Linked DNA regions of Homo sapiens: region 2 is linked to region 1. A link is a loop called in an ENCODE intact Hi-C map of the cell type or tissue named here. Cell type or tissue: mammary epithelial cell. All regions are shown on one strand. Links, peaks and the distances in the headings refer to the core of each region. The heading gives the core; the rest is flanking DNA.

Region 1 (2,934 bases), core at 272-2,771:
CTAATACATTTGACCTCAACATCTTCCTATTGTTCATTTTAGTGATTGTTCCAGCATGGGGCAGCCAACCTTCATTCAGCATTTGTCAGCACCAAGAATGGGGCCTTCAAATTGAAGGAAAGGCCCTAAGATGTTATAAATTTACTCCAGCTTTTGAAGAAGTCATTATTCTTCACATTCCTTTGAGGACAATAGTTTGGAAGTCCAAAAGCAAATCTGCAAGGTCTTGACATGATGAATGTCTTCATGAGTCTTCCCTACCATAGGCAAAGAGCTGAGGAATACGGAGCTGATACCAGCATTGCCATTGCTAGGACTGAAAATATGAAAGAGGCAGAAGGTATCATTTGTTGCAATCCCATATTTGTTTGTTTGTTTTGATAGATGAGGAGACTGAAGCCCACAGAGATCTGATAGAAAACAGCTGGATGTGCTAACAGAGCATCAGACTTGGAATCAGGTGGATCCTAGATTGGCTACTTCCTAACCTCAGAAAAGTGACATAATGTCTATGGTGAAGTCATCCATCTGAAACACAATGCAGTGAAATCCACTTTAAATTTTGATTGTGGTGAGTAATTAGCAACATGTAAAGCATTTAGGATGAGGTGGCATTTAGTACACGCTCAAGTTTCTTCCTAAACTTCCTGTTTTCACTTGCTCATGGTCACAAAGTTAGTTACACCTAGAGGTAAAACGACTCCAAAGTTGTTTTTTTGTTTGTTTGCTTGCTTAACTTTTCCATCCTAATTCCTGCAGTGCTTCTCCTGGAGGAGTCTGCCCAGTCCTGACCCAGGCTGCTGTGCAGCACAGCTAATGCTAGTGCTGAATGTCAGCCACCCACCTGACTCTGGGGCCAAACCTGCACCCTGAGCTTTGGAGCCAAGCAGGAAACAAATATCCAGGGGAATGAAGTGTAGGATTTCATTTATTTATTGGAATTTGCTTTTCTGTATTAAGTTCTGCTGTTATCAGTCTTGCAGGAATCTTCTAGGAAACATGACTTGAGGCATGTGCTGCTACTTTGCTCCAATTTGCACTGGACCAGATACTCATGACTTCTCCTGGTTTTCACACTCCTTGATTTGGATGGAGCATGATAGTTAAACACTGAGAGCATGGTCTTCACTGCCTGAGTTTCACATTGTTCTGAGGGGCCTTTTTATGCTTCCCAGGGACAGGTTTTCCTGAGTCTTCACTAAATTTTCTGGGCAGAAGGAATAGCAGAAAAAGCACAGAGATGGGAAAACATTTGGAGTTTTTGAGGAACTAAAAGAAGGCCAGTGTGTTTGGAAAATGATAAATATATGTTAGAGAGGTGGTAAGTGAAACTGCAGAGGTGGAGAGGGCTGAGCTGAGCAAATCCCTGCAGGTTGTGGTGAGATGCTTTTCCCTAATTGAGATGAGGTTTTTACTTTTTAACAATCCAATTAATCAAGTAAACGACAAAGCTTAAGCAATAGAGCATGACTAATAGTGTCAAACACCTTCTTGTGCCTCTCATTGTTACTACTCCCATCCTTCCCCAGCTAAGTTTCCACTATTGTGAAATTTACATTTATGAATCACTTGCTTTTGGTATGGTTTTGCCTCATAAGAATGCTTTCCCAAACACAGATATTGTGATGCTTCATATAATTTTGACTTTTATGGAAAAGGAACAGTTCTACCTGTCTTCTTTGGCAACTGTATTGATGTCTCAACTTTTCATTTTCCCAACTCACCCATGTAGATGTGTGCCAGTGTAATTATATTTCGCTATGTATAGTATTCTATTGCATGGCTATACCTATAGACAGCAGCTGTTTCCAGTTATTATTACAACAAATACTGGTGTTATGTACATGTCATATTGGATATGCTTGCAAGCATTTCTCTGGGACATAAAATAAGAGTAAAATTCCTGAGCCATACCTTATGCATATCTCCAAATTTAAGAGAAAATGCCAAATTGTTTTCTAAAATGGTTGAACCAGTTTACATTGTCAGCAACAGAGTATGAATCCCCATTGTTCTACATGCTCACAAAATGTTTTTCATTTCTTAAAATTTACCAATCTTTTGGGTTTAAGAGTGTATGTCATGATTTTAATTTGCCTTTGGTTCATTATTAACAAAATTGAGCATCATGTCATTTGTTAATTTGTTTTCATTTTTTTTAATGTGTTGCCTATTTATATTCTTGCCAATTTTCATGTTACTTTTTAAAATTGATTTATATAAGTCCTTTCAAAATATTAGATAATAATCCCTTTCGGAGATCATGCATTGAAAATATTTTTGCCTGGGCACGGTGGCTCATGCCTGTAATCCCAGCACTTTGGGAGGCCGAGGTGGGTGGATCACGAGGTCAGGAGATCGAGACCATCTTGGTTAACACAATGAAACCCCGTCTCTACTAAAAATACAAAAAATTAGCTGGGTGTGGTGGCGGGCGCCTGTAGTCCCAGCTACTGGGAAGCTGAGGCAGGAGAATCGCATGAATCCGGGAGGTGGAGCTTGCAGTGAGCTGAGATGGCGCCACTGCACCCCAGCCTGGGCGACAGAGGGAGACTCCGTCTCAAAAAAAAAAGAGAATATCTTTGCCCAATTTGTGACCTTTTTAGGTTTAATGATAACAAGTTCTTTCGTAATAATAATAGATTCTTTCATAAACAGATATTTATAATATGTACATAGCAGAATTTATTTTCTTTTGAGTTTTGCTTTTTGTATCTTATTTACTGAATCCTTTTTTTCCTGGAGATAATAAAGATCCACCTTCTCTTCCAAAGTTATCAAGTTTTATTTTTAAGTCTTTAATTCATCTGGAATTAATTTTTCAGTTGGCATAGGGGTATAAGTCTCTTATTTATTTTTCTATGAGATTAATCCATCGGTCAAGCACTAGGAATTAAATCCTTTTCCCATTGCTCTGCCATGCTTCTTCTGTAT
Region 2 (2,934 bases), core at 304-2,803, 74 kb after region 1:
ATTACTATTCTTTTTTTTAAGGCTTTCTTTGAAAATGAGTTTTTATTAAGTACTATGGTTGTGAGGGAATTATTTTCTTTTCGTTAGACTGGTTTGTTGCCTATAGAATTAATTTTCCAAAAGAACTTTCTCACTTTATCTTTTCTATTTAAACTCCAATAATTTGCCCCATAATTTTCTGTTCCCTACTTCAGTAGTGCCCTGCCCTGTCCTGCTCTGCAGTTCGGCTTGTCGCATCCCATCAATCTCTCAATGTCTATCTCAAAAACTCTTTATTTAATATGATTTTCATAATTTTATAAGATTAATAAGACCTCTCCCCCTTTCAAACTTCAAAAGATGCTATGAGGATAGCATCTTTTCCATATCTTGTAGATTCTATAGGTTCTCCTTTGAAGTTTAATTATTTATGTAATTGTGTAATAGGCTTGTTTGTTTTATTTTTTAGCACATCTTCGTATTCCCCCAATTAAAGCAAAGTGACTTGTACATAATAGATACTTCATAAATACTGGCAGAATTGAATTGAGTTGATAGATCTAGGTTATGAAAAACTCTGTTATATGAACAGTTAATTTTCTGGGTTTTCTGTTGCTTTGTTTTGTTTTTGGAACAGGGTCTCACTCTGTCACCCAGGCTGGAGTTCAGTTGTGCAATCATGGCTCACTGCATCATCAATCTCCTGGGTCTAAGTGATCCTCCTCACTTCAGCCTCCGGAGTACCTGGGACCATAGGTGCGCACCACCGCACTCAGCTAATTCTTAATTTTTTTTTGTACAGACAGGGACTTGCCCTGTTGCCCATGCTCAATTAATTTCCTGACGTGATTATAAAAATTATTGAGGAGTTATTAATATATCTTTAGATGGTGGTTCTCTGCCTTTAGGGCCTATCAGAATTATGCTTGTAAGTTTTCTTTGTTTTTGTTTTGTTTTAATAGCAATTCTTGGTTCAAGCCAAATCTACTAAAACTATAATTGCTGAGAATGGGGCCCAGGAAATTGTTTGTAAAAGCTCTACAGAGTATTATGATGCTTGTGGAAGTTTAAAAATGCTGGTTTTAGGAAGTAATATGATAATTTTCTTCTGAACTCTATGCAGATTTTGGAACATTTCTTAGTTATCCTAATAACTGGACATGTGTCTTGATTAAGCAAAATGGTGAATGTGCTAGAATAGCCAAAATCTTTTTTCTCATGAAGGGAAAATATAGCACAAATTAAATATGGGGTTTACTTTAAGCCATTTCTTCACATATTCAATATAAAATTTTATGTAGAAATAATCTAGCCCTGAAAATATTCTTCTTCCTTGAATATGATCATTATTTGTCCTGCCCCACCCCAGTAGCATAAGCTGCTATAAAAGGATATACATTCTCACAACTAAGAGTAACTCACTTTTTTTTGGCAGTGTCAGCTTAATTTTGTGTAAATAGTCTGGAAACATGATTTTCATCACAGCAAGCAAAACTTGTATAGACATGTTTGTAAGAGGATATTTATACACCACCCCAGGTAAGTCGTTAATCAGATAATGTGCACAGTTTCCTACCTACTGAATAACCCAGTGTTAATCATCCCGAAGCATTTGTGTATTTATTAATAATTTATGTGATTAAGTTAGTGTCTATAGAGATTCCAGAGTAGCTTGTAGGGTCTCCGTCCTCCAGAAATTTAGAATCGCAGATGAGTGAAAGAATGTGGATATGACTGAATTTGTTTAAATGACAGAACCGATAGAATAAATCTCTTACCCCATTGGCTATAAATAGGCATGTCTTTGTGGATCCAACACTACTAATGAATTTGCATAAACTGTGGGGCAGAAAAGTAATGAATCTTCTATAAAGATACAGACACTTGAAATACCAAGTTTTGGAGAACCAGAATTACAGCATCTGAGTTTTGGGAAAGATAATAAGCCTGGATTTAAGCTATGCATATCTTCTGTTATGCCATCAGGTACCTGACCATTCTGACATAAATTTGTGGCTTACCTATGAGGTGTCTACAGCTGACCAACATTTACATAGATAGAGAATGCATTTTGTGTTAGTTGAGTCATAAGAACATGAGGCTTATGATCCTCCATTTAGTTACTTTGAGCTCCCCAAACACACTCTTTTTGGCATCAGTCTTGGGGAGGTGTTTTTGTGTGTTTGCTAAGCAGGATGTAAGGTTCTAAAGGAGAGAAATTTTCTTTGTGCCTGTTGTGCCTAGAATTGTGCTAGGGATATAGTAGCTGTTCAATGAATGTTTGTTGATTTAATATTTATTATTCAATTGGAAAAATCAATGCAATACTTTCAATTTAAAACTTATGGTTTTATTTTAATAACCTAGCTCCTTCTTATAAAAGTAAATAGATTTACTATAGAAAATTGGGAAAAATTTTAAAACCTTCAGAAGAAAATAGAAATTTTTGTAATAATATTAACTAGAGAAAATCATCATAAATATTTTAACATAAGCAGTTCATCTGTGAGTGTTTTTATAAATATGATTTAGTGCATACGCATGTGGGGGCGATGTGGGTGTCCACATAGAAAATAATTGGAATTGTGTACATTGTTTTGACTTGATATATCATGAGCATTTTCTCATATAATTAAATGCTTTGAAACTATAATTGTTTAGTGGCTACATAATTTTCAATCAAACGGATGTACCAAAGTTTGTTGGGCGTGTACCATATTTGGAGTTATTAAGGTTGCTTTTGTTTAGTTATTTTTGGTAAAAATAAATAATACAATCATGAATGTCCTTATGTGTTAGACTTCTAACATCGCTAATTATTCCCTTAGGATAATTCCTCTCTGAAATGGCTATAGAAATTTGTATATAAACTAAAGATTTTCAAGAATGTCTCTTTTATTTCATTCTTGACAACAGTGATAATCATGCTTTTAAGTTTCTTTCTAACTATGTAAA

The links. Hi-C counts contacts between places; a loop is a spot of excess contacts. Peaks named below come from ENCODE experiments on the same cell type or tissue, not always from the same donor. Only the 100,000 strongest peaks of a DNase experiment are listed, where the experiment ranks them.
Region 2: it touches region 1 in a loop (2.1-fold over the local background); 2 of 110 quality-filtered maps call a loop at or near these places.

Annotation. Positions count from the first base shown.
Region 1 is chr7:42,670,422-42,673,355 of GRCh38, reverse strand. LINC01448 (long intergenic non-protein coding RNA 1448) reads left to right here. Exons shown (of 3, transcript NR_110833.1): 2 at 385-571. Among named protein-coding and RNA genes, the nearest start is that of LINC01448, 35 kb to the left of the region's middle. In mammary epithelial cell, for the core only: no CTCF peak of the experiment used is centred there; DNase peaks (open chromatin) are centred at 625 and 1,535; H3K27ac peaks cover 1,616 bases.
Region 2 is chr7:42,596,032-42,598,965 of GRCh38, reverse strand. It overlaps LOC105375251 (a long non-coding RNA gene), which reads left to right and starts at 617. Exons shown (of 4, transcript XR_927206.3): 1 at 617-735; 2 at 1,415-1,518. In mammary epithelial cell, for the core only: no CTCF peak of the experiment used is centred there; DNase peaks (open chromatin) are centred at 1,475 and 2,025.